Regions from separate parts of the Homo sapiens genome. Here regions 2, 3, 4 and 5 are each linked to region 1. A link is a loop called in an ENCODE intact Hi-C map of the cell type or tissue named here. Cell type or tissue: GM12878. All regions are shown on one strand. Links, peaks and the distances in the headings refer to the core of each region. The heading gives the core; the rest is flanking DNA.

Region 1 (6,365 bases), core at 583-5,582:
TGGTGGGAGATGGTTGGAGGATGGTGGTGGGAGATGGTTGGAGGATGGTGATGGGAGATGGTTGGAGGGTGATGGTGGGACATGATGGAGGATGGTGGTTGGAGATTATTGGAGGGTGGTAGTGGGAGATGGTTGGAGGATGGTGGTGGGAGATGGTTGAAGGATGGTGGTGGGAGATGGTTGGAGGGTGATGGTGGGAGATGGTTGGAGGGTGATGGTGGGAGATGATGGAGGATGGTGGTGGGAAATGGTTGGAGGATGGTGGTGGGAGATGGTTGGAGGGTGATGGTGGGAGATGGTTGGAGGGTGATGGTGGGAGATGATGGAGGATGGTGGTGGGAGATGGTTGGAGGATGGTGGTGGGAGATGGTGGGAGATGGTTGGAGGGTGATGGTGGGAGATGATGGAGGATGGTGGTGGGAGATGGTTGGAGGATGGTGGTAGGAGATGGTTGGAGGATGGTGGTGGGGGATGGTTGGAGGGTGATGGTGGGAGATGATGGAGGATGGTGGTGGGAGATGGTTGGAGGATGGTGGTGGGAGATGACTGGAGGATGGTGGTGGGAGATGGTTGGAGGATGGTGGTGGGAGATGGTTGGAGGACGGTGGTGGTAAAGTAGGGGATCTATCTTCTCCTTCTCCTCTTCTGTCCTTCAAAGCCTCAGCACAGACAAAATTCCAGATAAAGATTTGTTGTACATACCACAACCTGAATGTTGAACAAACGCAAGTGTGTCCTAATCAAAACCCATCTTTAGTTTTGGCCTCCTACTGTCCTTTCAAAATGTATTTGCCCTGGACTCTTGGCTTTTCTGCTCACAATCAGGTTGTAACAATATTGCAGTTACTTAGTTGCAAATAGTCTATAAAAGACTAGTTTGTGTAATAGTAAGAACTCAGAACCTGGCTGAACCTGTAATTCCAGCACTCTGGGAGGTCAACGTGGGAGGATTGCTTGAGTCCAGGAGTTTGAGACCAGCCTGGGCAAGATGATGAAACCCCTTTCTGCAAAGTAATAATAATTTAGTCAGGCGCAGTGGCATGCACTTGTAGTGCTAGCTACTGGAGAGGCTGACGTGGAAGAATCCTTTGAGCCCAAGAGTTCAAGGCTTTAGTGAGCTATGATTACACCACTCGGTGACAGAACAGGACCCTGTCTCTTAATTGGGAACCTAAATTACCATTCAGTCTCGTCCCCTCCTTCCAGCTGGAGAGAAGGCATGGAAAACCCTGCTTTCTGAGAAGACACAATGGTCAGCTTATCTCGTTCTCAGCTCATGTTCCCCAAACTTGCTAAAGAAGGTTGGCAATGAGGCTGGAGGCAAGGTCATTAGGGAACAAGGGCAGGGTCTCTTGCAGTGGGGACCTGTGTCTGATGGAGCCTGCTTGCAAGGCCGATATCTGAAGCTGGCTTCTTCTCCAGTGGTGCATTCCTGGGCTCTTTAGAGGCTCCCTGCCGGTGCCTCTGACCACAGCTCTGTGATGTGGGCAGTGCGTTCAGCCTTCTGGATGTCTTCTTCCTCTACTCCTAAACCCCTGATTCAATGATGGCCCATTCAGCACTGAATCTCACTGTTGGGGGCCCCTCAACTCCCCAGGCTGTGCTCTTAGGCAGGTCTTGCAACTGCACCATCTGGCTTTCCCACCTCTTCGTGGTCTGGGAAACACACACCCCTGTTCTGAAGAATTCTGGGAGTGCAGCCCAGTTCCAGAGAAGTATTGTCTATCCCGTTGCACAGACTCTCTCAGTCATCTCAATGTGAGTCAGACACGCATTTTCTGTGTCCCCAGCCTGTGGGAACACAGTGCAAGGCCGCTTACTGCTCCCAAGGAAGCCCCCTCACTAGGCTTGAGTGAAGGAGGCATTCCCTCCACACTCCTCCAAAGGGAAGTGGGGACTTGGCAACAGTGCACTCCAAAGAACCTCTCACAGCTCCCCTCCCTTCCCTCCTCTATGGATGCTTATACAGATCCTTCTATGTTCTCAAGTAGGGGACAGTGTTCAAGTATTGTTTAAGCTGTTCCTGGAAATTTTTTTGTGAATTGTACATATTTTGAGCCGTCTCACACTCGAACATACCTGTGCCTTGGTGGAGGCAGGGAAAGTCCTGTCTAACAGATCTGCAGTGGGAATGAAAACCCTAACAGGGTTCCCGATGGCAATTCAGAAAGTCTCAATTCACTCACTCCTTTCCTCGTTCACTCATTTGCTCACACGACACTTGTTCTTTGAATCAGGAGCCTGGAAACATCCCAGGGCCTGGACATCCCTAATGTTCAAGCAGTCTTTATTTCATTCTATTTGAATTGTCTTTAAGTCATCAATTTTTAGCGTGGGGCTACTACTGCCTGGGACTAAATTCAGCTGCTCCACACACTTGGAGTGAAAATGTGAGCAAATCTCTCTCATTTTTCCAAATTGCATAGCAAGTAGTGATCAGAAAACCAGCATCTCCTCGAGACTCACCTGTCTTAGAAGGTCCAGGTGTGTGTGAGAACCGGGATGCGCTGTCTGCCGCTGCCCGGCGCCGCCACACGGTGGCGCCGTTGGACGGTCCCACAGTCTTCCACAAAGCGGCTTTTGTCCGTATCCCCGCACAGCCGCCGAGGTTCTCTAGGGAGGATGACCCCATTCCCTCAGTGGTAACCTCAGCCAGGGGTGACCCCCCACTTGAGCTCACGAGGTTGCAGCTCAGCTGAGTTCTGCCGCCAGTTTTCTTTCACAGCCGCCTTCCAGGTGCCAGCTCGTCCCAGGAGCCCCAGGGCAGCGCAGGCTCCCATGAATCCCAGGGATCCTTTGTTTTCAACTCAAAACACAAAGGGTCCTGTTACCCCCTCCCCTTCCTGGACAACAGAGCTACTTGCTATCCATCTAGACGTCTGAGAAAAATACCGTCAGTGACCTCTTAGGGGATCCCAGGGTGCTCGACCTCCTCCCCGCCCCTTCTCCTCTCCCCCAGGTTAGCACCCCTCATGGAAGCCAGGCTGGTTTTCCCTCTGGTCTACAAGCCAAAGAAGCTGGCGCTATTCTTACCAGGAAAGGGGACTACAGATTTAATTTTTAAATCTTTTGCAAGCACCCCTCTTGTAAGTCACTTGCCTTAGAGAGAGTAACAATGTGTCTAACATGCTTTGAAATCTAGAACAGTCGGTAGCCCTGACCTTCAGAGTAGACCTCTGGGAGCACATTTGAAAGCCGTGTAGGAGGCTGACCTTTCTGACTGTTAAGGAAGTGACTTTGGATTCCAAGAGCTTGTTCATGCATGACAATTAGTTTTTAAAGCTTCTAAGAGCAAAGGGTAAACTCCATGGAGATGCAGAGTGGAGAACCCAGTGTTTTTGCATCAGAGATGGAAGTCACAGAGAGTCCCAGCTGTCATGACAGGCACTAAGCCACATCCCTCCTTCGCTGAGTAGCAGCCAGTCACTGAAGGGAGCAGAGGGTTCTTAGGGTGAGACAATCCAGCTCACAATCAGATAACATGATCTGCCGTCCTTGGACATAAGCTATATGCAAAGCATTTTGAGGAGCACTTTATATCTGTTATTTCTAATCCTCATGACCACACCATTTGGAAAATATTATTATACCTATTTTACACACGAGGAAAACGTGGCTCAGAGAGGTTAAGTAACTAGTCCAATGTCACACAGCTAGTTATTAGCCGAGCTGGGATTCAAGATCTTGAGACTCTAAAACTCATTCTCTTCTCACAATTAAATGTTGCCTCTGAGAATGGTGTCCATGTTGGAAGAGGAAGGCAAAGAGAAGGTAGTTGGGAATGGATCTCACCAGATAGGAGATTTCCTTGTGAGATTTCAAGTTTCGACAAATGATAACTTTGAATATGTCAGTCATGAAAATGGATCTGACGTGCAGCCCCTGGGGAAAGAGAATCAGTGGGTAGGAGCAAAGGGCACAGAGTAAACCTGACCATATGTTTTCCTTGGCAGTGGGTGGGTTTCTTGTTCATCTGGCTGTCCTCGTGACATTTCCGTGCCTTCATCCTCTCACGCTGATCCCCCTGCAGAAAGTCTGACAAGCCACCTTTTCTGGACAAGGCTTTCTTCCCCTGATGCCTCCCAGCAAACACACACATGGGGTTAGGCACTCTCTCCTCAGCATTCCCATTGTTCTTGCCCATGCATCAGTACAGCAGGTATTATTCTAGGTACAGTCATTGTTTGTGTAGGCCTGGGGCTGCCACACCTGGAGGGGAATCTTTTACCCAAGACGAGAGCAGATGCCAGGAATCATCAGAGTTCCACTCATTCAAGAACAAGGAGATCTGAAGGGAATCTGCAGAACCCCACAACCAAAGAGGGCTATGGTCATGGGTGAAGCAGGGACCATGAATAGGAACTTGGACTGGTCGATGGGAGCAATACTAACAAGTTAGGCCTGAAAGGGCAGCATCTAGCATGGCGCCAGCACATAGATGGTCCTCAGGAAGTGAGTGATAAATCGGGGAGGAATGGATGGTACATGATGAACAGTCTTTATTAAGCCGAATCTCAGGCTGTATTTGTTACAGGCAGTTACCGCAGTCTGGGTTGAAGTCATAATTCTCTCAAGAACTTTGCATGCTCCTGGAACTTCCCACTATATTTCTCAACTGATTTCCCCATGAGTTTGACTAAGGATGTGGACCACTTGAGTTGGTAAACCACACTGACCATCCCCGCCACACTACAAGCAGCAGCAGCTCCCTATCCAGGCTCCTGTTTGCAGAGCTGGAAATGGCCGAGCTCTGCATGGTGGTTCAGCATGACTCAACCTCCTTGTTTGGGGGCCAGCCCCCACTCCTGGCCATGAATCTAACTGAGCCTAAAACCCCCTTGTTTTTCTAAGTGGGTGTTGGGAATTTCCTTGGTTAAGCCTCCAGGTCTTCCCTCCTTCCGGATTTAATGAGCTCATTTATTTTACTTTTTCACTTAGCAGGTTTTAGGGCCAGTTAATGAATGGTGGGGTTCTCTTTAAGAGCCAAGTTGGGCCGGGGCTCAGGGCACTTTTCTTGCCATTTCCCACTCTCAAGTCCCCTGTGTCTCTAGAAGTCTCTCCACAATGCTGGCAACTGCTCTTCCCACTGCAATCCCCATATATCGAACTTTCTGGAACACAAGGACAGGGAGACCTCCAAATATTTTTGTGGTTGTTGTTTTGTAGTTTGTTCTGCTTTGTTTTGTTTTTCCCCTCCACACATTTTTCTGGGATGGCTGTTTCAATATGAGCTTGTGCTTTCTAAAAAGAAGGAGGTGTGGATGCCTCAGGAAAAGAGATCCATTTTTAAATGCAGGGCCTCCACTCTGAGTTCTGTCTGAAGTATTTGGTAGATTTTTGGGGTGGAGCAAGCTGGTTGTGAATTCCAGGGAGACTTGCCAGATGCTGTTTAAACCTCCTTTGTGTGAAGTTGGCTGTAAAGAGCCGCCAGGAGGGCGCACTAGTGGAAAGGAACTTGGAAGCCAACCTTTAGCCCAGAAAGAATGAGAAAGAATCCAGGGTCCACATGGCAAGAATGCATGCCTGCAGCAACTCAATGACTGACTCAGTTCCTAGAAGCTCCTCTTGGTAACGCCCTCTCTTCTGCTAGGTTGAATCACATACTGGAGAAAGCTTAGTCCAAAGAGTCTCCTGTACCTTTGTCCATCTATCCACCCATCCAGTAAATAAAGATTGAGCATTTACTGTGGGTCAGACACTGAGCTAGGCACTAGGGCATCAGGAGGAACAACTGGCCACAGTCCTAATGAATGCCCACAGGTCAGAAGAGTCAGGATTCCTGTGTGGTGGGAATGACAGACAGTGGGGGAGGCACTAGAGGATAAGTCATAGAAACCTCAGCATGTCACGCTTGGATAGCTTGCAGAGCAGTTGCTAACTGCTTGTTTACTGCTGAAGCACCAAAGCTTGGATACGATGCTCCCAACTGGCAAGGCAGAGCCCACGGCTTGCTTCTGCCTGGGGACCAGGCTGTGGGTGGCAATGGGAGCCTGAGTTTCTCTGCTAAACCTTCATACCAGGCAAGAGTCTGGGGCCAGTATTATTAACCAAAAACACATTTTGAAGCTTGTTGTGATCTGACTCCCTACGTGACCCCAGCAAAAAACAGAGAGAAGGGCTCAGGTGGGGGAAGGCAGCCCACCTTCATCTGCATTGGGTTGCTGTGTGTATTGGCTCCCTAGAGCTGCTGCAACAAAGTACTACAGACTGTGTGGCTTAAACAACAGAAATTTATTTTCTCACAGTTCTGGAGGCTAGAAGTCCAAGATCAAGGTAGCAGTAGGGTTGGTTCCTTTTCAGCGCTATGCAAGAGAAGCTGTTCCCTGCTTCTCCCTTAGCTTCTGGTGGTTTGTTGGCAATCTTTG
Region 2 (6,365 bases), core at 394-5,393, 410 kb after region 1:
AATGGTGAACCCATCATGAATATGCTTTTTCTTTTTAAGAAGAGAAACTAGCTTTAGCAAGTCATAAGGATTCCTAAGATATGGCTACCAGCCATGAAAATCCCGGAGTAGAAAGAAAAACAACCCCAAGTCAGACTCATCAACACATCAGAGTTGAAGGCCAGGGTAAGGAACGTAGGTGTCCCAGTGCCTGGCACCAGTTCCACCATTTGAGGTGGCTTTGGACTGGCATACAAAGCCTCAAAGTTAGCCGAGGGCTAGGCAGGATGGAGGCAGGGAGAGAAGGCGGGCTGACCTGCGCTCCAGTCCCTATGCAAACCTGGAAGGTGAGCAGGGAGAAGAACCCCTGATGCCACCCAGGGCCCCGCTCTGACCTGCAGGCTCATAGGTGGGCAGTCATTATGGGACTTTAAGCAGAGTGACAAGGTTTGATTTATAAAACTTCAGCCTGAAATATTCGCCTTTTTTCCACCCTCAACCTCTTCCCATCCTAACTCATTCTTCAGGCTTCTTCATGGATGAGATTTTCTTCCATCTGTACGGATACCCCTCATTGTTTAGGTTAGGTGGCCTCCCTCTTCTCTCCTCACTCAGGGCTTAGTACCTTTGGTCATCATAATACCGCCCATTTTGTATGGTTCATTGCTTCTTGTTTGTCTTCCTCCATACTGTAAGTGCTTGTTCACCCCCCAGCCCCAGTGCCCAGCACAGTACCTGCTTCAAAATATCAACTTGCTGTACTAATGGAGGATAAATGGATTAATGTTTACTTTTTAGCTATTTCATATTTATTTTATATTTAGCTCTTATTACATATTTAGATTTTATTCGATTAGCTTTCTTTTTCTCCCTTAACCACTGAATAAAGTTCCTTTTGAAAACGTCAGCCTGGCTCTAATGGACAGGGAGAAAAAAGAAAAGATAACTTTAAACAGCTTGGAAGGAAAATTAAAGATAGAGAAGTTTCCCCTCCCCCCTCCCCCACCCTCCGCATCCCCTTCCCTCTCCCTTTTCCTCCCTCTCTCTGTCAGCTCTTTGAGATGGTGGAAGCCTCAAGCAGAGATCCAAGGTGGAGGAGGCATTCCCTTCCACAAAGAAGACCTCTTGTGCAGCCGCTCTAAATAAAGGGACGCTGTTCTCTTGAAAGCATCTCTAGAGTTTTCTATGCAGTGTGTTTACGGGTGCCTAGGAGAACCTGGCAAAGCAATGTGCGGTTCCTATATACGCTAAAATCCCAGGCTCCGAAAAAATACAGAGTGAAACAGCAGATTCTCCTCCCCGGCGTGGGATCCAATTTTTGCCCGGCATAAGTGTATAGTAAATTTCCCAGCCTTAAAGCACTTCCCGAGAGATGCTTTGAGCGCTCGCGGTACCAGTGCGTAAACGCCGCTCCCCGGCTGGCGCGGGTGTGCGCCAACTCCAACCTGCGCGCAAGTCTGCCGGTGCGCGCTCCAGTCCCACAGCTCCGAGTCCCCGCAGTGAAAGGAGGGGGCGGTGCACCGGGGTAGATGGGCCCCTGAGGACTCCCGGGGTTCAGTTTTCCGCGGAACTCTGCCTGCAGCAGTCTGGCGGGAACGTGCTGCGGAGCTCATCCCATCTTGGCTTCTCCAAAAGGGTTTATACGGACTGGCGAGTCTTTGCCCTGCCTCCTCCAAGTGTCTGGCACCAGTTCTACCGTTTGAAATGGTCTTGGACTGGGATACGAGGCCTCAAAGTCAGAAGACGGCAGGGCAGGATGGAGGCGGGCAGAGAAGGCTGGCTGACCTGTCCTCCAGCCCCTATGCAAACCTGGAAGGGGAACAGGGAGAAGGACCACCGATGCCACCCCGAGCCCGGCTCTGGCCTGCAGGCTTGGCAGGCGCGGAGGCGGAGGCTGCCAGGTCCCCGGGAGGCAAACGCAGCGCCGCAGTGATTGCTGGCGGAGAGCCCAGAGCCGCGCGTCTGAGCGACAAGCTGCCTATGAGTGTGGCTCCTGCGCTCACCAAGATTCGCAGGGAGCTCAGCCCTGTCCCCAGTGATTGAGCAGAGGCTCATCCAGAGGGGTCAGGTGGAGGGCTCAAATGGAGCTTCTCCTGGAACGAGGGGCCAAGTCACCAGGGTGGCTGAGGAAAGTGTCCTCAAAGCTTAGAGACTGTCACTTCCCAGGTGAATCAGCTAGCCAGGTAACTGAGCTAGATATTTTGTGGGGGTGTTTCCTAAACACAGCCTCAGGAAAGTTGTTTTCGGGACACCTGGACCAGGGAGTCGTCGCCTCTGGCTTCTCGGTAGCTGGAGCGCGGCCCGGAGCGCGGCGCTGGCACATCGCCCCCACACATGACCGTTTCCCATTGCCACAGGCAAGCCGCCTCTGCAGAGCTGTCTCAGGGCTCTGGGCTTCATTCCCTGGAAGTTGATTGTCCTCCACTCCAGCTGTTTCCCAAATCCTTCCTTCCTCCCAGCACCCCTCGTGCAACGACGATTCCAGCTGCGGACCGCATCTGTGTCAGTTACTTCCAAGCCACCTACTGCCCCCTCGCGGAGTGCGTGGGGCTCCCGGCTCGCAGACTCCCACGGCAAGTAGCAAGCAGCAAAAGGCGTGGTAGCTGCGGCGGTGGAATGAGACAGTTGTCAACAGCTGGCGCAGCTGCCGCGCTGCGCACCGGGACTGGCGAGTACGCAGCCCAGGTACTGCCCCTTCCCAGTGACGTCTCTGCAGGGGGTTATAAAAGCCTCGTGCGCAGCTAACTCGCGAGCTGAGCAACCCGAACCGAGAGGTGCCCGCGAAACTGCAGGCGGCGGCAGCGGCAGCAAAAGAGAAGGAAAAATCTCCAGCTGGATACGAAGCTCCAGAATCCTGGCCATAGGCTCAGAACTTTTACAGGTCGCGCTGCAATGGGCCCCCACTTCGCTCCTAAGTCCTCACGCAGCACAGGGCTTTGCCTTTCCCTGCGGAGGAAGGAGAAATAGGAGTTGCAGGCAGCAGCAGGTGCATAAATGCGGGGGATCTCTTGCTTCCTAGAACTGTGACCGGTGGAATTTCTTTCCCTTTTTCAGTTTACCGCAAGAGAGATGCTGTCTCCAGACTTCTGAACTCAAACGTCTCCTGAAGCTTGAAAGTGGAGGAATTCAGAGCCACCGCGGGCAGGCGGGCAGTGCATCCAGAAGCGTTTATATTCTGAGCGCCAGTTCAGCTTTCAAAAAGAGTGCTGCCCAGAAAAAGCCTTCCACCCTCCTGTCTGGCTTTAGAAGGACCCTGAGCCCCAGGCGCCAGCCACAGGACTCTGCTGCAGAGGGGGGTTGTGTACAGATAGTAGGGCTTTACCGCCTAGCTTCGAAATGGATAACGTCCTCCCGGTGGACTCAGACCTCTCCCCAAACATCTCCACTAACACCTCGGAACCCAATCAGTTCGTGCAACCAGCCTGGCAAATTGTCCTTTGGGCAGCTGCCTACACGGTCATTGTGGTGACCTCTGTGGTGGGCAACGTGGTAGTGATGTGGATCATCTTAGCCCACAAAAGAATGAGGACAGTGACGAACTATTTTCTGGTGAACCTGGCCTTCGCGGAGGCCTCCATGGCTGCATTCAATACAGTGGTGAACTTCACCTATGCTGTCCACAACGAATGGTACTACGGCCTGTTCTACTGCAAGTTCCACAACTTCTTTCCCATCGCCGCTGTCTTCGCCAGTATCTACTCCATGACGGCTGTGGCCTTTGATAGGTGAGATTAGCCTTTGTGAAAAGGCGAGAAAGTGCTCATAGAGGACCACGGCATTGCTGTGAGGTTTGGAACTGGGTGGGGTATGGGTCAAGTGGAAGATTGGCCACTCTGAGGGTTTTTTTACTGATCAACTGAGTCATTTGTTGATGGGGAACTTCATCTTATGTATTTCAACTTTTTTTCCTCTTTTTTACCCATCACTCTCTCTCTTCCTTTCAACACACATCCCCCTTTTCTTCATTTAACTCCCCTTTCTTCATCTCTTCTCCACTCATCTTCCTGACACTTTCAACTTCTGCTTTGCTCCTTTCCATATATTCCTTCTCCCCTTTACCCTTGCAGGCTGCAAACAATACCTAGGGTTTGGTCAAAGGACTAGACCCTGGAAGGGGCTTTGTAAATTCCTCCAGGCCTGTTTTTCTGTCAGACAGCCTCTTGTTGCCTTCCTGTTTTAAGTACACCTAGAGGATTCTGGGACTTTCTGCTCCCACTGCAACTCTCCAGTTTGTTGTTGTAGTTGTTGTTGTTGTTTGGTTGGTTGGTTCGTTGGTTTGTGTTTGTTTGTTTGTTTGTTTTGGATGTGAAAGAGCATTTCATCAGTATCATAAGATACTCAGAATTCTAATGCAGTTTACTCTGTAATGCTAGGAATTCTCATTCAGGAATGAGAGACAGTTATGCTATCCTTAAGAAACTCCACGGATAGGGATCCAGGAAGCTTACCCAAGAGGTGTTCTAAATTTCTCCTGCAATGTAAAATGTATGTATTTAGCCTGTCTCTATCCACAGAGAAACATGCTTGGCAAAGGCATTTGAGAGCTCTTCTGTTCCGGCAACCAACAGGTTAGGGTTCCCAAAGCTGACTGAAAGTGAAAAGGTTGGCATTTCAAACACTGGGGATGGTATTCTGGAATGAATGGCTCTTCAGGTAGCATGATGGAAAATTGATTATTGGAGCACAGCTCTGTTGGTATTGTCTCCTTTGTGAGTATCTTAGGTCTCCAATGTGTATGTCTATGTGTGCACAGGTGTTAAATGTTTACCTGGGATGTGAAAGTATGCTTAAAACACCTACCACTGTGATTTTAAAATGGAGTCTTTTGATGTCCTTCCTGAGATAACTGAATGTGAGAAACCCAAAGAAGGAGCTAGGAGAAAACTTCAAAAAAAATTCCAAACTACTAACCCTCTTTGCATAAAGATTGTTTATAACTTGCAAATTATTAGAAGTCTTTTTTAGCTCCTGTAGTCAATGAACACTTTTAAAATCAGGGAAATCTTCATTTCCATCCTTTGCAGTGGTGTCCAAATACTGATTTGTTAGTTCCCTGTACATCTCTCTATATGCAGCTCCTATGTGCTTACTATGTTTTATGTAAAACAAATTGTGGAAAATCAGTTTGTATTTTAAATGTAGATGGTAAACCAATTACTCAAAGTGGGAGTGAAATGAATTATTTTGCAAATTTATCTTTTGTACTACACTGGTTTTCAGATATTCAGTTTGCTGAAAGTGAGGTACACCTGTAAATCTTTCTGCATTGACATGCTCCTTTAATCTCATAACAGCTTCCTTAAACTTAAAAAAGTCGATAGCATGATATATAAGTGAATATCAGGGTAGTGAAACCTGATGCCAGTTCAGCCTTACAAACACTCTCTTGATGCCCCCTAAATTAGAGGGCAAGTTTTTTGGGGGGTTTTGTTTGTTTGTTTGCTTTTTCTGCACTGGGGCTTTGCACAAGCTCTAGGAAGACCTGTCAGTCAGTGTGAGCTGGAGCATTCAGTAGCTGATGGAGCACCAGCAGACAGCTCTCTCTTTTGGCTTACACAGAAACATGTTCTGCAGCCCTGATCTTTCCTCTGGAACTTAGAAGGTTAGGGGTGGGGATGAGAGTCAGAGTCCGCACAGTGGATTGGGCAGGGAGCCAGATTTCAGCTCCGTTGTTGTTTTTCTCTAGGTAAACCACCGCAGAGCCCCGACCCTCTGTGATACCTGCTCAGTGAGACCAAAAGGTCTCGGATGCCAGAGCTTTAGGAAATGACAGCGACAGGGAATGTCACCATGTTTCCAACATGCAGATACAGCCCAGGGAGGTTACCAATGGCATTCCTAAGATTAGAGTTCAAGGTAGAATTAGGGATGAGACTTCAGGTCTCTGTCTCCATGTCTGCCAAGTGCTCCTTCTATTTTTTCTTGCTCAGCCTGGTGAGCACACTATAAACTCACCCCCTCAGGCCTTCCAATGAATATATTTCCTGCATGTGTGGTCATCCATTCTCTCCCAAGAATGTATTGGAAAGAAAGGGGGCTTTAAGTCCTCTCCCTGTAAGTTATCTCCCTTTTCTCCAGCATGGAAATGCAGACTTAGAGGAAATATTAAATCAGCTGTTTGTATATTCCTTGAATTTTTAACAGACAACCTTTGAATCAAGTCTTTAAAAATAACAGCAATGTGGCTTTCCTGATTGTAAAATTAAACCTGTTCACTGCAGAAGACTTGGGAAATATGAAGAGCACAAAAATCCAATCCCCCTTACCTAACCGACAAGAAGCAACACCTGCTAACCTTTGAATTTCTCTTTTATGACTATTATACTACATAATTGAGGTTAGATTCTATATAATTTTGTAGCCTATATTTTTCCATTGGTATTAAT
Region 3 (6,365 bases), core at 760-5,759, 300 kb after region 1:
ACTAGAAAGAAAATAAGTCTTTCCTCTGTCTTAATTGATAAAACATATGTCTTCACACAGAGATATACTCTCTGTTGGTAGTATCAGTACAGACATTGTTTCTCCTTCTCTACCCAGGTATTTCCAGTAGTTCTGAGCACCATGGTACATATTTATATTACCATATGACCTTTGACTCTTCGTCCCCCTCTCATGACTCCAGACAATTTGGCACAGTTTAAAGTAGTAGTATTCCTGGAGGCTCTTCCTACACTGGATTAGTGATACAAGAAGCACCTGCAAGCCACATAAATGTATCACAACATACTCAACTGGGATGTATCCTGAACACAGGTTTCTTTTACACAGATCCCAAATGCTTTACGGCCACTCCAATGCCACCCCACATGAAGGGAAGATGGATGGAGAGGCAGGTGAAGAAGAGAGAAACAGTTGTCTCCACTGATTGCACCTGAGATTTGCGCTTTGTGAACAAATAGCTGGGCCCATCCCCAGGCTTTGTGAGAAGCCCTGAACTTAAGCCTCATTAGCTTCTCAATAAATTCCCTTTGCTGAGCAGTGCTGATTGTGTGAAGCTGCTCCCAAGCACATCTACCCCAACATCCAATGACATTGCCACTCTACCATTCAGGAGCAATGTTGGGTGAGGCTTGCATCTCCTGGGTTACTCTCTGACAAATGGACCACAAGACACATCTTCTGTTCTCATGATTGTTCTAAAAACATATCTTGGGTTCCCATCATATATGCAGCTCCTGAAACTTGAGGCAGGAGCACTGAAAACTTTCTTGGGGATCTAGGAGGTATCCAGGTTCTCATTAATTCCCCTCTAGCTTTCCTTTCCTGCTGACAGTTTTTGAACTCTTACTTCATTTAAATAAGAAAAACTTTATGACATCATACTTTTTTTTTCAAACTCTTTATTTTATGGTATAAACTCTATACTATTGGTTCTCCAGTCTTTATCCTTGTTCCTTCTGAGCCAAGCCATTTTTTAAGAATTCAAAATGAAAATTATTTATCTCCCATGCACCAAGCTTTTGTAAATCAGTAGTGTACTGGCCTTCAAGACTGTGCTCTCAAAGATTTGCAAGTCTTTTTAAGAACCCCAAAGCCAAGAAAATGACCCTTTGTTGTCTATGTGTTGGCTTCCTCTGGGTGTCATTTGAAAATAGTGTTATCCTTGATGCCTGAAAAGGGAGGTAAGGTAGAGTGTGGAGCAGAGAAAAACAAACTATTAACATTTCAACATATATTTCTGATTTAGGAAGTATTGATTTTGGCTTCCAAGCACCAGAAAGGCTAACCAGAATAACTGGTCAAATGGGAGGGCTCTGGTAGTAGTCAGGGTCCCCTTGACTATAAATAGAACGGGATTTAGTATAGGAAATTAGGCACTTCCAAGTTTGTGGAAGAGTTAGAGAAGCAGAGTCTAGGCTGGTCTCTGGAAATGACTTTTGGAACAAAACTGACTAAAAGTATAGCGACTTTTTCTATAATTAGAATGTTGGTGGATGAGGAAGCTACTGTACCCCTTTTGGCTCCAGGATCTCACATCACTCCATGTCTAACTGGGGGTCAAGAAGCTGCCCCACGGGGAGCTGGTTCCAAAGCCATCACATGCTGGCTAGAGCCACATCCACAAAATAGATGCCTCGCATTTTGCCACTTCCCTCCTTGCAGAACTTGGTTCTACATTCAGGTCTCACACAAGTGCCTCTGGTTATCTTGGTGCAAGGAAGTCTGGGATATATAGTTTTCAGTTTTCCAGCCTCTGTAGTAGAGAAAGGCACACCAGGAGGAGGTTGTAAGAGATGTTCATTTCTTGATCTGCCATTTAGCTGCCGGAACTGTGGACATTAGCCAACTCCCTGGGACAAAAGTTTCTACTCAATCCAGCTCCTGTTCTAGCAAGATACCCCAGGCCACACATAAGAGGAACAGCCACCATGGGCTTAGTGTCTGTGAATTTATATCCTGAGCTGCCTACCTTAACCACCAAATCCCACTGCTTCTGCCATCCACACCCTTGCCTCATCCCTTCTGTTTGGCATATAGTTCACTCAACCTTGGCCTTTCTCCCGGGTAAGCATATGTCTTCTGTGGCTTGATGGAATTTCCGCAGATGGCCTACACAGCCCTAGGACTGTCCCTTACCATGAGGGGTCCTGAAAGCGGGTGTCTTCTTCCACTTCGATCCAATTTGTCTCACCGTCTAGGGTGTGACTTGTTTACAATCAAACCCCAATGCTGGGAACAATTTAGTTTTTCACTTCTTCAACAACAAGCTTGGAAAAAAGTGTCATTTTGGTGCACCTTCACAAAATGCTGCTACCCTACAAGGATGCTAATGTCAATGTGTATCGTGAAGATACAACAGGACAGATGTGGTTCACATTGGTGGTTCACACTGTAAGAATCTTATTTTTCTCAATAAAAAGTGCATCTTGGCTACAAAATATTGTGTGGGGTCATGACCCCATTAATTTCTTTAAATGAAATTTCATTTCAGGTAATTATATTATACTAAATGATGTCAGACAAGTATTAAATAAGCCTGTGGAAATAATCATCCTTCAATAACGGAGAAATTGAAAGCTGCATTTTATTCATGACTGAGCATAAATAACATGTTTAGATTTCATTGTTTAGTAAAAAATGATGCATAAATTAACTCTTCCCCTAATTTTAGTTCTATTCAGACATGCCATTTTAATTCCTCTTAATGTACTCATTCATAGAGTTAGTACCAAGCGGTATAAAAGACACTAGTCTTCATCTCGTAATAATTTTAGCAAAGGTCCCTTTGAATCTACATGTATAGGTCGTATTTTCCTTCCTTTCGATGCAACACTAAATTAAACTCAGTATGTTGCTCAGACATGTGTTGGGAGAAATAGACAAAGGTTATATTGATGCATGTGGTTTCCTGGTCTTTTCTAGGGCATGATCTTATATTATCACCCTCCACCACCTGGCCTCAGCAATCAGTGAGAGGGCTGTGTTCCTATGAGCAGTTTCACATCCTCCTCCTGCCTTTCACACTGGCCATACAGGGAACCCCTGTGGCTGTCCCCGGATACTGCAGGCTGCTGCCTCCTGCACACCTGCTATTGGCCAGATCACTCTGCCCCCTGGTCCCTGATGCCTGACTGTGTCCTTGGGTGAGATGCACCTGAGAAACTGTAGCAGTGCTGCTTGGAACGAGGGCATCCCAGTTAGCTATGGATCAGGACTCTTGCTCATTTTCACCACCTTTGGCCAGAGCACAGCCAAATGTCCAGTTCTCTACTGTGTTTCTCTCCCTTGGCTGGAACAAGGACATAAGCCTCTGCAGGCCCCGGGACACCCCACCCTGCCTCACTGAAAACGAGAACCTCTCTTGGGAATGTGCAGAGCTCTGGGAGGTTGCTATTCCAATTCAACCAGAATTTCATGAATTGTGCTTTCCAGTTTCATTTGGAGAAACAGTTGCTTTGATTAAAATACAGGTATACTTCCTCAGAGATACTGTTGATTTAGTTCCAGACCACTGCCGTAATGGTCACAGTAAAGTGAGTCACATAAATGTTTTTGTTTTCTGGTACATATAAAAGTTATGCTTACACTAAACTCTAGTCTCTTAAATATGCAACAGCATTATATCTAAGAAAAATGTATGCAGCATAATTAATTTTTTTTATTGCTAAAGATAGAGCAAGGAGGATACTAAAAGAATCTGTCTTCCACCTCGGGGGTGAAGGGGGCAACTAGACATTCATCCACTTATTTATTTTGGAGCCTCTGAGCCCCCTCTGAATTCCCTCTGACCCACCCCCCCACCACACACAACAGCAACAACAACACACACACACACACACACACACACACACAGCCTGTGGAATGGCAGAGAACACACAGAAGGACACACACACACCCAAGCTTATGGGAACAGATAATTTTGAGACTTCATGTACCACCAACCCCAGAGCAGAGTTCTTGGTGACAGTGGGAGCTGCTGCCTCTGCAGCCTGAGGACAGAAAACTTCTAACCTGCTATTTGAAAGCAGTCTATTCCCTGCTTCCAGCAACCTCTACCGATGTTTACAGATGGCTCCACCATTACTCATCACCCTCTTGGGGCACTAATTTTGTCTTAAAGTTTAGTTTCGTTTTTTTGCGAAAAATTGAGTTTAGTTTCCTTTTGTGAAGAAGTCGCTCCACCCTTCTTACATCTGATAGTCCTTCACAGCTTATCTCTTCAGCCCAGAAGAGTAACACATGTCTCCTAAGAACTGTATTATTGAATCTTCTGGACACTCAAGGAGGTACCTACCATCTATCTGACTTAAGATGTATAATGCTATGCATGCATTTGAAGACCCATGTGTTCCCCCGATTAAATTATTCACTCTTCCGGAGGGAAACCACTATTCCGATCTTATTGACACATATTTCTTAATTTTTCTTATTCTCCTTCTGCTTGCTTTCAAATAATCTCGGTCAAAGTTTGGGTGTTTTTCCTGGTCCTCCTTTACCCCAGTGGTATCTTGGTCCCTCCATTACATAATGCCAGATAATGGAGGGATGTGTATGGTCTTGATTTACAACTGAATACCTGGCTTCTAAGCCTCTCATCTGATCCTGAGACCTGGCCAGCCTTCATGTTGGAGGACTTTCAGATGTCTAGCCAGCCCACACCAATTCACTGCACGTCTACTGCTGGTCATGAGCCTTTGCGGGCCTCGGGGCTCCCCACCTTGTTTCACTGAAAATGGGAACCTCTCTTGGGAATGTACAAAGCTCTAGGAGTTTACTATTCCAATTCATTCAGAATTTCATAAATTGTGCTTTCTAATTTCATCTGGAGAAACAGTTGCTTTGATAAAAATACAGATATACTTCCTCAGAGATACTGTAGATTTAGTTCCAGACCAGTGCTATAATGCAAATATCACAGTAAAGTGAGTCACATAAATGTTTTTGTTTTCTAGTACATGTAAAAGTTATGTTTACACTAAACCCTTAAATGTGCAATAGCATTATATCTAGAAAAATGTATGTACCATAATTAAATTTTTTATTGCTAAAAAATGCTAATAATCATCTGAATCTTCAGTGAGTCATACTCTTTTTGCTAATGGATGTTTATGGCTGCTGACTAATCAGGGTGGTGGTTGCTGAAGGCTAGGGTGGCTGTAGCCTTTTTCTAAAAGAAGACAACAATGAAATTTGTTGTATCAATGGACTCTTCCTTTTGCAAAAGATTTATCTGTAGCATGTGATGCTGTTTGATAGCATTTTACCCACACTAGAACTCCTTTCAAAATTGGAGTAAATTCTCTCAAACTGTGCCAATGCTTTTTCAACTAAGGGTTTTATGTACTATTCTAAATCCTTTGTTGTCATTTCAACAACGTGCATAGCATCTTCCCCAGTAATACATTCCATCTCAAGAAACCACTTTCTTTGGTCATTCATAAGAAGCGACTCCTTATCCATTCAAGTTTTATCATGAGATTGCAGCAATTCAGTCACATCTTCAGGCTCCATTTCTAATTCTAGTTCTCTTTCTATTTATTCCATATCTGCAGTGACTTCCTCCACTGAAGTCTTGAACTTCTCCAAGTCATCCATGACGGTTGAAATTAACTTCTAAACTCCTATTAATGTTAACATTTTGACCTCCTCTTATGAATTACAGATATTTTAAATGGCATCAAGAATTATAAATTCCTGGCTGTGTGCGTGGCTCATGCCTGTAATCCCAGCACTTTTGGAGGCTGAGGAGGACGGATCACTTGAGGTCAGGAGTTCAAAACCAGCCTGGCCAACATGTGAAATCCCATTTCTTCTAAAAACACAAAAATTTGCTGGGTGAGGTGGCTCATGCCTGTAGTCCCAACTACTCAGGAGGCTGAGGCAGGAGAATCGCTTGAACCTGGGAGACGGAGGTTTCAGTGAACCAAGATTGTGCCACTGCACTCCAGCCTGGGTGACAGAGCAAGAGACTCTGTCTCAAAAAAAAAAAAATTATAATATTTTTCCGGAAGGTTTTCCATTTGCTTTGCCTAGATCCATCAGAGGAATCATTATCTATGGCATCTACAGTCTTACAAAATGTATTTCTTAAATAATAGATTTGAAAGTCTAAATCATTCCTTCATCCATGGGCTGTGAAATGGATATTGTGTTAGGCATGAAAACATTAATTCCCTTGTATATCTCAGAGTTCTTAGGTGACCAGATGCACTGTCAGTGAGCAGTAATATTTCAAAAGGAATTTTTTCTGAGCAATAGATCTCAATAGTGGGCTCAATATATTTAGTAAACCATACCATAAACAAACGTGCTGTCATTCAGGCTTTGTTGCTTCATTTATAGCA
Region 4 (6,365 bases), core at 451-5,450, 560 kb after region 1:
TACAGTAACTTGGGGGAAGTTTCTAAAATGTAATTTCCTGCTCCCAACCTCAAGTCAATTGAATGAATACCTTTGGGCACTGATCATTTTAAAAGTTTCCCTGGTGATTCTCTTTTACATTTGCGGTTGAGAACCGTTGGCCTAAGACAATGTTTCTCAAAGTCTGAACCACAAACAGCAACATCGGCATCTCTTGAGAACTTGTTAGAAATGCAAATTCTCAGGCCCACCCCAGCCCTGCTGAGTCTGAAACTCTGGGTGGGACCCAGCCCTGTGGGGTTGTCGAAGCCCTCCAGGTGATACTGAAGCCCACTCGAGTTTGAGGGCCACTGGTCCAGGGTAAGGAGTATCGGCGAGTTGACCATAGTGTCCCTCCCATCACACTCAGACCCAATCTTGCTCAGTGCCCTGTAGCAATGTCTCGGCAAAGCTCAGCTAACATGTTTTGGTCACAAACTATTAGTCTGCATGAGGCAGGGCTGTTCTTTCAGGTAGGAGAAGTCAGTGCAATTTGGAGGTTTTCAAGTTCTCCCTGCCCCTGTAGTCTCCAAACATTTTGCTTACAAGCAATGCCATTACAGCAACCAGGAGGGACTGAGATCAGCTAGGAAACACAATATGCTGTCCCTGCCATAGTGGTTGGAGAGCCCTGAGGCTCCCAAAGGAGGCGACAATTCAGAGGGCTTTGAAAGCCAGGTGAGACTGGAGCAGCCTGTCTGCACAGAACACATGCACTCACACCCTGCTTGGTGCAATCTGTGATTTGTCACTTAAGCAGTCTTTGAGTATCTTCAAATGCAAATTTGATATGCAGAGGGACTGAATAAGTAGCAAAAACTGTGGGGCTTTACAAAGAAGTGATTAAAAGCAAACAGTATCTACAAAGGAGAAATTGAGTGAATAAGTGGGTTTTCCTCATTGGAAGAAAATCATTGCATAAAATAATCATGAATGGTAAACAGAGGGGAAGAAAAAAATCATTGGGTGGCTTTTCTCCATTGACAAAAGGCTGGTTTTCTGACATCACAGACCTGGATTCTAATCTCAGCTCCTCCCTTTACCAGCTGTGAATTTGGGAAAATTAATTAAATTCTAAATGTGGTTTCCTCGTCTACAAAATGGGATTCATAGTACCTACCCAATCATTTGCTTAAGGATTAAATAAGATAATGCTAGTAAAATGCTTGGCTTTGTGCTTTTCATCAACACTCAAATTTAACTACCATTTCTGCTATTAATACTATCATTAGCATTATTATTAGCACAGTGACCTAGAGTAAGTGCCCCCAAACATTAGCTGTTCTTCCTAGTATTATTATTATTATTATTAGGAATTCTGAGTATCTCCATTATACTCACATCTAAGAAAAGGGCTGTAACTAACCAGACAAACCAAGGACCCCCAAACCCCCAAGAAAAATATATTTTCCCAAAATTCAAAAACCTTATTTAAGTCTGAAAAGGAGCCTTCCCTTTAACAGAAAAGGATAAATTGTGCTGCTGTAACAAACCTCAATATCTCAGTGGCTTAACACCACAAAGGTTTATTTCTTGCTCATGTCCCAGTCAAACGTGAGTCAGTTGGCACCTGTCCTCCAATGGGTAATTCAGGGACCCAGGCAGCTTCTATCTGAAGATATATTCTTAAAGCCCAGTCTTAGAAATGGCTTATGCTATGTGGCTTTCACCCACCCACTAATTCTAGTTCTAGGATTACTCTTATCTCTCTCATTCAGGCTAATTATTCTGATACCGATAAATTCACTTATCACATAGCATAAACTGGGCCTTATCAACCATCATGGTAGTTCTCAACTGAACGTACTAGTTGGTCTACAACCCTGCACTAAGTTGAGCATAAGTGTAGTCTGGCGGGTATGAATTGAGTGGTATAATTACTTCCTTCATTCAGAGACTATACTTCTATTAATGTAGCCTGAGTTTGCATTCTTGTTTTGGGGGGTGGTGTGGGGCAAGTGATATTGAACTGATCATCAACTGAAATCGCTATGGGTATACAACAGATTCAGTGCCCTGTCATCAATGTTTTCTTTTTTTTTAATCTGAACAGGAGTATTCATTATGGAAAAAGTCCACAAGAAAAACATAAATTGTTTTCTGTAGTGTATTCATTAGTATTACCTATCCACCCTATGCAGGTGACAAGTCTCCCTGGAGTGGGCTTTACAGCCCAAGCTTATTAATGGCATATGCTGAGAAAGGTAGCTGCCAAACCTTGACTGCAATAACAATAACAAAAATTAAAAACCTAAAATAATAAGTATATCATACTGACCTTTCCTGTTTACCTTGCTGTAGGTACCACATCTGTGTGACTGTGCTGATCTACTTCCTCCCCCTGCTGGTGATTGGCTATGCATACACCGTAGTGGGAATCACACTATGGGCCAGTGAGATCCCCGGGGACTCCTCTGACCGCTACCACGAGCAAGTCTCTGCCAAGCGCAAGGTGAGCAGGGGACAGGCAGAACTAACCCACCCTGGCACAGACAACAGGCTGTCGAGAAGGGATGGCACACTTGTGAGCCCCAGAGGCAGCTAGCACAAAATATCCCCAGGTATGGGGAGCAACAGAGAGGAGGAGAGGAATCTTTCTTCAGTGTCTTTGGAACCCAGATCTGGCTGGACAGGCATGAGCCACTTCGCTTGCTCTTAAAGAGTAATTGCAACCTCTTGATCCATTAAAACACACACACACACACGCACACTTAAATAAAAGATCAGTGAAGAGTGATTTGGTCCTCTTCTTAAAGTTTGACAAGATAATACATTCACGTGGTTCAAACATCAAAAGGCATTCAAAGGAACAAAATTATAGTGATGAAGAACGGATCAGGGGTTTCCAGGAGTCAGTGTTTGAGGGGGCTTGGGAGGAGTGGCCTACAAAGCGAGAGCGTGAGTGAGTTTCTTTGCAGTGATGGAGCAGCTCTGTATCCTGACTGTGGTGGTGTTTTCATCTATACCTGTGATGAAATTTCATAAATCTATACACCAAAAAAAACAGTGCATGTAAAAACTGGCAAAAACCCAAATATAGTCAGTAGTTTGATGAATGGTCAGTGTCCTGGTTTTGATAATGTGGTATGGTTATGTAAGATGATATCATTGGAGGAGGCTAGGTGAAGACTACCTGGAACTGCTTTGCACCACCTTTGCAACTTCTCGAGGGCCTTCAATTAGTTCAAAACGAAACATTTAAAAAAATTTAATTCTTATCATGGAAAGCCTCTCTCCCTTCTAGATCTGTCATCTACCCAGGTCCCAAGCTTGCACACACACACGCACACACACACACAGATATGCATACAATGGTAACCATTGTTATCTGTTTCTTAACCCTTCTAGCTATTGGCACTTATAAATAAGTAAATATATATTATTTTCTCTTCTTTTTTACACAAATAGTAAATACACACTGTTCTCACTTATTTCACTTAAAATTGACAAGATTTTTGAAAATCAGTATATAAAGAGCTTTCTCATTCCTTTTTTTTTTCTTTGGTACTTCTTTGCTTAGTATTCTCTGTTGGTACTTCTCTGCATAGCATTGTATGAATGCTGTAGAGTTCTTTGCTAAAGATGCCTTGGGAAGGGGTTACATCGCATGGTGTCTTAGTCCATTTGGGCTGATGTAACAAAATGCCTTTGACTGGGAGCTTATAAAAAATAGAAATTGATTTCTCACAGCTCTAGTGGCTGAAAGGCCCAAGATCAAAGCACAGACGGATTTGGTGTTTCAGGAGGGCCTGCTTCCTGGTTCATGGATGGCACTTTCTAAGTCCTCAGATGGTGGAAGGGGCAAGGGGTCTTTCTCAGGCCTATTTTATAAGGGCACTAATTTAATTGATGAGGGCTGTGACCTGAAGACCTAATTAGTTCCCAAAGGCCACCTCCTAATACCATCACCTTAGGGGTTAGGATTTCAACATATAAATTTGAAGTGACACAAACATTCAGATCATAGTATCCAGTATTCACAAAACCTTTTAAATCGCTTTTAAACATCTGGCACTCTCTGACTGCAGCTAGTCAAATCTTTTCCCTTCTCCTTCCCTCCCCTTCAGTCTCAAAACCAAGCAGCTTGCCCTAGCTCACTGCATCTCCCCTTGTCCCACCCCTTCTGCTGTGCCCGCCCACCCAGCCTGCTGTTCCAGGCCTTTTCCTCCTGAACACCCTTTCACCTTTGCTCATTAATTTGTCTCCCTGTGTTCCTCCAGTCATGAAGAATAATGTAACACAGTAGTCCCCAAATGTGAGTATGCATCAGAATCATCTGAAGGGTTTGTCACACTCAGAATTTGGGGTCCTATCCCCAGAGTTTCTGATTTAGTAAGTCTGAAATAGGGTCCAAGAATTTGCATTTCTAACAAGCTCTGAGGGGATGGTGATGATGCTGGTTTTGGGACCACACTCTGAGAACAGCTGACATAACCGAAGTCTTGTAGCACCATATAGTAAAGATCCTTTCTCCTCCTTGAAGGGGCGTCTTTTAAATACTTCTCGCTTCATCCCATACTGTGCACAGTGAGGGCGTGGGAGGAGAGAGGAAGCAGCCGTGAGAGAGGGGGATGTGCTGGTGGTCTCACCTGTCTCACCCTCTTGCCAGGTGGTCAAAATGATGATTGTCGTGGTGTGCACCTTCGCCATCTGCTGGCTGCCCTTCCACATCTTCTTCCTCCTGCCCTACATCAACCCAGATCTCTACCTGAAGAAGTTTATCCAGCAGGTCTACCTGGCCATCATGTGGCTGGCCATGAGCTCCACCATGTACAACCCCATCATCTACTGCTGCCTCAATGACAGGTGAGGATCCCAACCCCATGAGCTCTCCAGGGGCCACAAGACCATCTACATACACAGTGGCCAAGCGGCCATCCTAAATGAGTAAACCCAGCTGTGAGACAAGAGGGACAAGTGGGGACTGCAGCTAACTTATCATCACACAACTCAGCCTGGCTGATTATCACCATCCAGGAATGGGAGCCCGGAGTGGACTGATTTTCTTTTTTTCTTTTCCAAAGGGAACCAGAAATCCATATTATTGTCCAAAGTCTTCTGATTCATAAATACTGGCAGCTAGTGGGGGAATTAAAAACTTCTGTGGTTAATGCATGTAAGGCAGGTCTGCAAGCTGGATCCAGGCTCCAGGCCATGGCCTGTGAGTTTATTCACTCTGCTCTATGGATCCAGTACACAGCGGGCTATGCATGCAGAAAGAGAATTTCATCCCCCCACAGAGCACATTCGCCCTCTCTGATCTCTCACTGTCTTTTTCCCATTCCATCTTACGATCTGAGCAGCTTTACCCATTTTCTTCCAGCAGTTCCAGCAGGACAAGGTAAGGCAAAAAGGAATTGTGACCCCAGAGGCCTGATTCCTGCCCTCACTTAGTCAAAGGGGTTGGGGAGAGCCATCCTGCAGATGGCAGAAGCCAATGTCAGAGAAGTAAGAGAAGGCAGAGCCCATCCAGAATGGTGGTCAGCATTAGGGAATTCACCATGGGGTGCAGAGGGCTCCCAAAAGCAGGCAGGGACACATAGTGGCTGCAGCACAGTCTGTCATCCAGAGCACCACCAGCCTCTGGATGGGGAAGGAGGCGGGAGAGGAATAAAATGCTTGTTACCATCTTTATATCCATCAGTCCTCAGCCTGTAAGGTGCCTTCTGTGAATTAGACACTCAGGTACTAGAAATTTGGGGAAAGACATTCTCTTCAACTTGTCCAAAGGGTCTCTGTTAGTCTAACTGACACATTCACCCTTATTTCTAAGAGTTTCATGACCCACCTACACTTTTTTTAGGTTAAGTCTAGCAGCACGCCTTTAAGTAAAGGTTAATTCTTCCTATTTAACAACCAGAGAAACTGAGGCACACTGAAGAAACATGATTGGCAGAGAGTCCTCCTTCAGTTAACAGGCTACTCGAGGGGAAGGACTGAATCTTGATATGTGTTTTTACCACCCAGTAACTAGCACAGTGCTGTGCACATAGTAAACACTTGGTGAATGCGTTTTGTTGAGGTAGAATTGACTCAAAGTCTGCTGACCCCATGTGAGGGGAGACAGCATAGTTCAGGGCCACCCCCAGTAAAGACGTATTTCACATAAAGATTGTTCCAGTGTTGGATTTTTTTTTTCTAGTCTTGGATTTGACCTTGTTGACTGACCCTTAAGCCTTTTTGGCCTCAGCATCTCCAGCTGTCATTGAATTTTAAAAACAATAACAGAATCACGCTTGGGTATGTCCATGTGTTAACAAGCTGATGCAGTGGTGGGCAGCCCTCTGAGCAGGCCGTCCCAAAGGGTCACCTCTTCATCTGCTCGCTCTCCAGGTTCCGTCTGGGCT
Region 5 (6,365 bases), core at 836-5,835, 690 kb after region 1:
CTGAGGCAGGAGAATCGTTTGAACCCGGGAGGCAAAGGTTGCAATAAGCAGAGATCATGCCTTTGCACTCCAGCCTGGGTAACAGGGCAAGACTCCGTCTCCAAAAAAAAAAAAAAAAAAAAAAAAAGGAAAGAAAAGGAAAAGAGAAGAAAAAGAGAGATGCCCAGAGATAACCGGGGCCAGGGGCAAGTGGGGAGCAGAGAGGGACAAAATTCTCTCCCACTCTGGAAAGGTGAGGTTCAGATGAGGAGGGACTGTCAGAGAACAGCCAAATGACTTTTTCTTCCTGAGAGTTGGGTATTCTTTTTATCATCAGCGAGCAGAAGTGCTCAACTTGGCAGGTTCTGAGGATGAGATTAAATTTCCTCATGAGGCAATCATTGTGATGGTGGCAGGGGAGAGGGGGCAGGAAAGGAAGTTAGATTTGATTAGGGAATAACTGTCAAGGCCTAGCTCTGCCCCTTAGGAAAGCGAGATTCAAGGAGGAAAGGGTAGGATTTTGCCCTCACACCAACCTAGCCTTAAGGCCTGCTGCCACCAGTTACTAGCTGTGTGGGCTCGCAAGCTGCTTAACCTTTTTGAGCCTGTTTCCTCATCTCTACAATTATGAAACAGGAAAAATAAAAGGCCCCTAGAGAATTAGATTCAGGAAGTTGTGGAAAGTGCCCAGTTAGTCAGAATGGGAAGGAGCCTGCTTGTTGGTTCCTTCTCTACCTTCCGTCTTCTCCCTTGACATCTAGATCCAATCCCTGTACAGTTGAGGACACCAGCCTCTGCAGGGATCCCTGAAGACAGATTCTCAGTCATTGTCAACCACACCACCTGGTCCAGGTAGCTTTCCCACTGTTGGGAACTCCAGGCTTTCTCCTCCACTCTAGAAAGCCTGGGTGAATGCAAGTGAGGCTGCAGGGAATGTTGTCTGAGACTGGGATGGGATGGGATGGGATGGGATGGGATGGGATGGGATGGGATAGCTAAGGACAACCGTGGTGGCAGGCCACTTGAGAAGACAGGAGAGACCACAGGTCTGAGACTTCAGAGTAATCAGATAGCCCTGGAAGCTCTGAGAAGGTGGGGGCATTGGCCCAGCACTTCAGGGGGCTATAACCCATGCAGTCACACAGGCTCCATGAGTAGAAGGGCCCTGAACTTGGTTTAACTGCTGTCTACTGTTGTCATCTTGAAATTCTTAAAATTTTTGAACAAGGGCCCCATGTGTTTATTTTATTTATTTGTTTGTTTGTTTTTTACAGACAATAAAAAGTATGTTGTTTACGGACAGGGTTTCACTCTGTCACCCAGGTGAGAGTGCAGTGATGCAATCATAGCTCACTGCAACCTCAACCTTTTGGGCTCAAGCCATCCTCCCACCCCAGCCTCCCTAGTAGCTGGGGCTACAGGCACGCACCACCATGTCTGGCTAATTTTTTTTTAATTTTTGGCAGAGACAGGGTCTGGCTATGTTGCCCAGGCTGGTCTCAAACTCATGGTCTCAAGTGGTCTTCCTGAGTTGCCTCTCAAAGTGCTGGGATTATAGATGTGAGTCACTGTGCCTGGCCCCACATGTTTTTACACTGGGGCCTGAAAATCATGTTTCCAAAACTGCCCAGCACCAACCTGCCAGCTCTGGGAATTCCAGCTCAGCATCCCTGAGCACCCCAGGTGAAGAAGTGGAGAAAGGAGGGGGTTTCTAGAGCAAGTGTTTACAAGGAGACAGAAAATTGAGGGGCCAGCAAGAAAGTGGTTCAAGTGATCAACCGAGAAGGCATCTAGGATGGGTGGAGTCAGCAGGGGACTGATGTATCAGAGGAAAAGGAAAGAGTCTGGGATCTGGGGGTCTTACACATAGACACCACTAGTTGGAGCAGAGGTAGAAGTGTGATTGCACCAGAAGGACAGGGAGCTGGCTAGTCTGGGGCCACAAAAACCAGAGTTTAGGGGAAGATCAGGCAAGCTGTGGCTGTTGATCATGGGACCAGGCTGAGGATGGGAACCGGTGGGAGGATGGGAGCAGTGTCCAAGCAGCAAGTGGAGCACAGTCCCTGATATTCAGAAATTTAGGCAGGCAGGCAGCACCAGAGAAGTTGGCACTAAGGACAAGGGTCCCAGCCACTGTGCAGGGATTCAAGGACAAGACTGGAGTGGGGTGTGCCCAAGCCCTAGAGGGACTCGGGCCTGGACAGGCTCTCAGAACCGAGGCCAGAGCACCAGTGTCCCCATGCCTCCCCCAGAAAAACCCATAACAAGAGCGGCACACAAGAAAAGGGCCAGGTGGGCTGTCTGGGAAGGCCAGCATCTCCTTTGCCACGGCTCCTCCCATGGGTGCCCATTGTTACTCTGTCCATCATTACCGTTTGGCACAACCATCCCCCACAACACCTTTTTCACCCACAACACTTTTTTCTCCCTTGATAGCCTGGAGGCTTCTGAAAGGGAGACACTTTCTCCCCTTTACCTGCTCATCCCCAACACTAAGCAAGGTGTTTGGCACATAGTAAGTGCTTAATAAATGGTGTCTGGCTGGCTGAGCGCGGGCCAGCTGGAACACGGATGGTAGCCCTGCTGGACATTGAGAGGGAGGCAGGGGTGCATAAAAGGGGCATCTGCCAGCTCTGGTATAGACCGCCTGGGTTCTAACCATGCCTCTGCTACTGCTAAATGGACCATCTCGGCCAAGTTATCCAACCTCTGCCCCTATGTTTCCTCATTATAAAATGGAAATTTTTATTTTGTATTATCTTATGTACCTTTGAGTAAATGTGTACATAGCAGTTAGAATAGTGCTGGACAGCACTTTAGGAGGCGGGGGCGGGAGGATCACTAGGTCAGGTGATCCAGACCATCCTGGCCAACACGGTGAAACCCCGTCTCTACTAAAAATACAAAAAATTAGCCGGCCTTCGTCATGGGCTCCTGTAATCCCAGCTACTCGAGAGGCTGAGGCAGGAGAATCGCTTGAACCCGGGAGGCGGGGGTTGCTGTCAACCCAGATCGCGCCATTGCACTCCAGCCTGGGCGACAGAACGAGACTCCGTCTCAAAAAAAAAAAAAAGTACTGGACGTGCCACGCACTTGCTAACACTATCATTAATATGACAGGTAAATAACATCTTTGTGTGGCGTGTTGCAGCTGTCACAGCCGCCAGCAGACAGCCGACTCCCTCACCAGTAAACACCGCGGCTTAGGTGTTGCCCACCGGGCACCGGAAGGCGGCCCCCTTCTCGCTCTCCAGTGAATGTTCCTAAAACAACTGCGGGGTCCAAGAGCACAGGGAGAACAGCGCCCCTGACGCAGGCTGCGCACCCGCCCGGAGGAGGCAGTGCGTCAGTCCTGAGGTCACCGCCACCCGCTCCCGGGGGACGGCCGCCTGGGCAGGTGAGGAGGCGACCACCTCCCAGACGCCTGCCGGAGCTGCGGCGCACCGACTCCCTGCTTCTCCGAGCGGCGAGCGCCACCTGGAGGCTCCCTCGAGATCTGCATTTAGGAGGCGACGGGTCCTTTCATCGTTTTATTCATTAAACATTTATCGAGGCCTGGAGCGATGGTTCAAGCCTGTAATCCCAGCACTTTGGGAGACCGAGACGGGCGGATCACTTGAGGTCAGGAGTTGGAGACCAGCCTGGCCAACATGGCGAAACCCCATCTCTACTAAAAATACAAAAATTAGCCGGGCACGGTGGCGCACACCTGTAATCCCAGCTACTCATGATGAGGCTGAGGCACAAGAATCGCTTGAACCCGAGAGGCGGAAGTTGCAGTGAGCGGAGATGGAGCCACTGTGTGTTAGGCTCTGGCGACGTGGGGAGAAATAAAGATAATGTCTTGTTTCCCAGGGCATTAATAGCGTGATGGGGAAGACAGGCCATCAACAATGTGCAACACTAAGGGCTAGGAAAGAGGTGGATACAAAGGAGGGAATAAGGAATGTGGTCATTCCTTAAGGTGTTTATTGGTGCCAGGTACTGTTCAAGGCACCAAAAAGAATGGAACCAAACAGAGATCCTGCTCCCAAAGAGCTCATAGTGGAAGGACAGCCAGACAAGCTTAGAATTACGGGACAGGCCTAAGAAGGAGCCAGACTGGGGACCAGAGGCGTCCGAAGGGAAGTCCAGGAAGTACCGCAGGAAAACGTGATATATATTAAATCTTAAAGAATGGGCAGGATTTTGCCAGGCTTAGTGACAAGATATCTTCCGTAAAATCGTGGAACTGAAAAGAAAGGATATAGGTTGAAGAAGGGCTAGTTCTGTGTCTGAAATAGAAGGAACATGAAAGAGAAGTGCTGGGACATGGGGCAAAAAAGGGAGTTTGGGGCCAGATCGTGAAAGCCTTGGTTTAACAGGTGAAAAGTTCAAATTTGATCCAGGTAGCTGGCAGAGTCAGAGGTTCTAAAGCAGAGACCTGCTCTATAGAAAGCTCACCATGAAGTACAGCAGTGATGGTGGATGAAGATACCAACAGCTCAACCTCCTATGTGCCAGGGAAATGCTGAGCGCTTAGCACCTGATATTTATCTTAATTCTCTAAATGGGCCTATGGGGTAAGCATATTATTATCCCAATTTTATTGGAATACTTCCCTGGTAGGGCCCCTAAACAGGTAGCCATCAAATGCCTGATAAATTCCAGCTAGCTTTAAATTCTAGTCGCTACAGAGCAGAGCCCTTCCATCGCACTGAGCTGAAGGAGCCAGATGGGCATTACAGACAAGACCCACTCAGTAGGTGAAATCAACAGAGCCTAATGACTATCTAGATCTGCAAGATGAAGAATAGGAAAGAGCTAAAGACAAGATTATGATGAAAAGTTTGATTTTGAAATAATACATTTTTAAGAGCTGAGAAAAACCGTATCCATCATCCAGAACAACCGCCTATTCTACCCACACTCCCAGCACCACATCAGTACACGTGTGCCTGTACTCACCATTCTGCCTTGCCTCCTGCTGGCATGGACGAGTGCTGCGTGTTCCTAAGTGCCACCTTCCGCTGTGCACTCGATCCCATCCTCGCGCCCACGCAAGAACATCGCTTCATCAATTGGTCCTTCTCTCACATATGAAATTTTTGGTCTTTCTACTGAGTCATTCCCATAAATATACATGTGTACTACAATTTCTCTCATCGTAAAAAATAATAAAAATATTTCCTTGACCTCAAATCTCATACCCCTGCCATTCAATTACACCAATCCTCTCCAAAAGAGTTATTTATACTCAAACTCCACTTTCTCTCCTCTCGTTCTTTCTTGAACCCACTTCAGTTTCATTCTCACAACTTCACCACAATTACTCTTCAGGTCCACATTGCAAATCCAACGGTCAGTTGAGAGTCCTCATCTTAGATGACCTGTCAGCAGACTTCCACACAGTTGAGCCTATTCACTCAAGTGCCTAAGGCTATGCACATTCTTCTCTACTGACACTCACTTCCTCGTGATCCTGCCTGGCCTCACGTTTACAACTCCGAATATATTCTTTCCAGCCTGAACTCTCCTCTGAACTTCAGACCCATACATCCCCAACTGCTGACTCAATATCTGCACGTGGATGCCTAATGCGTTCAAACGTAGCATGTCCAAAAGCAAATTCCTAATCCTCCCCCTTCAAACCTTTTGCTCCCATTTGCTCCCACAGCCTTTTCCATCTCAATAAATCAAAACTCTAATCTTCCAGTTGTTCAGAATAAATGCTGTCATCATGTTATCTGTATTTGTCGATATAAATTAGGTGATGCTTCCGTAGCAAAGAACCCCAAAAACACCACAAATGTTCATGTTTTTGCTGATGTCCAGGCTGAGTTGACAGGAGACTCTACTCATCAGTTTCACTGAGGGACTAAGGCTGACGGAGGCTGTATCTTGACAAAATGTTTTCATGTTTTTAGAGACAGGGGAAGGTGCATGTTGCAGGGTCTTGCACTTGCAGTGAAATGCTTCTGCCCAGAAGCCCCGTGCACCTCTTCTGCTTACATTTTATTGTCCAAAACAAGTCATATGGCCACACCTAACTTAAAGGAGGGTTGGAAGCACAAACTTACTAAGTGCCCAAAAAAGAAAACAACTGGCTGGACACGGTGGCTCACACCTATAATCCCAGCACTTTGGGAGGCCGAGGCAGGCGGATCATGAGGTCGGGAATTCAAGACCAGCCTGGCCAACATGGTGAAACCCCATCTCTAATAAAAATACAAAAATGAGCTGGGCTTGGTGGCAGGTGCTTGTAATACCAGCTACTCTAGAGGCTGAGGCAGAGAATTGTTTGAACCCGGGAGGCAGAGGTTGCAGTGAGCTGAGATTGTGCCACTGCACTCCAACCTGGATGACAGAGCAAGACTCCATCTCAAAAAAAAAAAAAGAAAACAACC

Evidence for each region. Hi-C counts contacts between places; a loop is a spot of excess contacts. Peaks named below come from ENCODE experiments on the same cell type or tissue, not always from the same donor. Only the 100,000 strongest peaks of a DNase experiment are listed, where the experiment ranks them.
Region 2: it touches region 1 in a loop (5-fold over the local background); 5 of 110 quality-filtered maps call a loop at or near these places.
Region 3: it touches region 1 in a loop (2.7-fold over the local background); 2 of 110 quality-filtered maps call a loop at or near these places.
Region 4: it touches region 1 in a loop (9-fold over the local background); 15 of 110 quality-filtered maps call a loop at or near these places.
Region 5: it touches region 1 in a loop (5-fold over the local background); 43 of 110 quality-filtered maps call a loop at or near these places.

The regions. Positions count from the first base shown.
Region 1 is chr2:75,605,443-75,611,807 of GRCh38, reverse strand. It overlaps LOC124906026 (a long non-coding RNA gene), which reads right to left and starts at 3,144. Exons shown (of 3, transcript XR_007087115.1): 1 at 2,467-3,144. In GM12878, for the core only: a CTCF peak has its summit at 2,528 (motif pointing right); a DNase peak (open chromatin) is centred at 2,532; H3K4me3 peaks cover 242 bases.
Region 2 is chr2:75,195,885-75,202,249 of GRCh38, reverse strand. TACR1 (tachykinin receptor 1) reads left to right here and starts at 2,730. Exons shown (of 5, transcript NM_001058.4): 1 at 2,730-3,704. The coding sequence starts at 3,316. All of the region lies in intron 2 of TACR1-AS1 (TACR1 antisense RNA 1), which reads right to left. In GM12878, for the core only: a CTCF peak has its summit at 2,519 (motif pointing left); a DNase peak (open chromatin) is centred at 2,569; H3K4me3 peaks cover 2,073 bases; H3K27me3 peaks cover 1,056 bases.
Region 3 is chr2:75,308,850-75,315,214 of GRCh38, reverse strand. No RefSeq gene overlaps it. Among named protein-coding and RNA genes, the nearest start is that of TACR1, 110 kb to the right of the region's middle. RefSeq lists an enhancer at 3,168-3,237. In GM12878, for the core only: a CTCF peak has its summit at 3,068; a DNase peak (open chromatin) is centred at 3,034.
Region 4 is chr2:75,049,710-75,056,074 of GRCh38, reverse strand. It overlaps TACR1 (tachykinin receptor 1), which reads left to right. Exons shown (of 5, transcript NM_001058.4): 3 at 2,320-2,470; 4 at 4,628-4,824; 5 at 6,352-6,365. Among named protein-coding and RNA genes, the nearest start is that of MIR5000, 38 kb to the left of the region's middle. RefSeq lists a silencer at 2,288-2,367. In GM12878, for the core only: CTCF peaks have their summits at 2,362 (motif pointing left) and 4,662 (motif pointing left); a DNase peak (open chromatin) is centred at 2,354; H3K27ac peaks cover 591 bases.
Region 5 is chr2:74,917,021-74,923,385 of GRCh38, reverse strand. The region is part of intron 1 of LINC01291 (long intergenic non-protein coding RNA 1291); the gene reads right to left. LOC105374809 (a long non-coding RNA gene) reads left to right here. Exons shown (of 5, transcript NR_187884.1): 5 at 3,100-5,160. Among named protein-coding and RNA genes, the nearest start is that of LINC01291, 11 kb to the right of the region's middle. In GM12878, for the core only: a CTCF peak has its summit at 3,454 (motif pointing left); no DNase peak of the experiment used is centred there.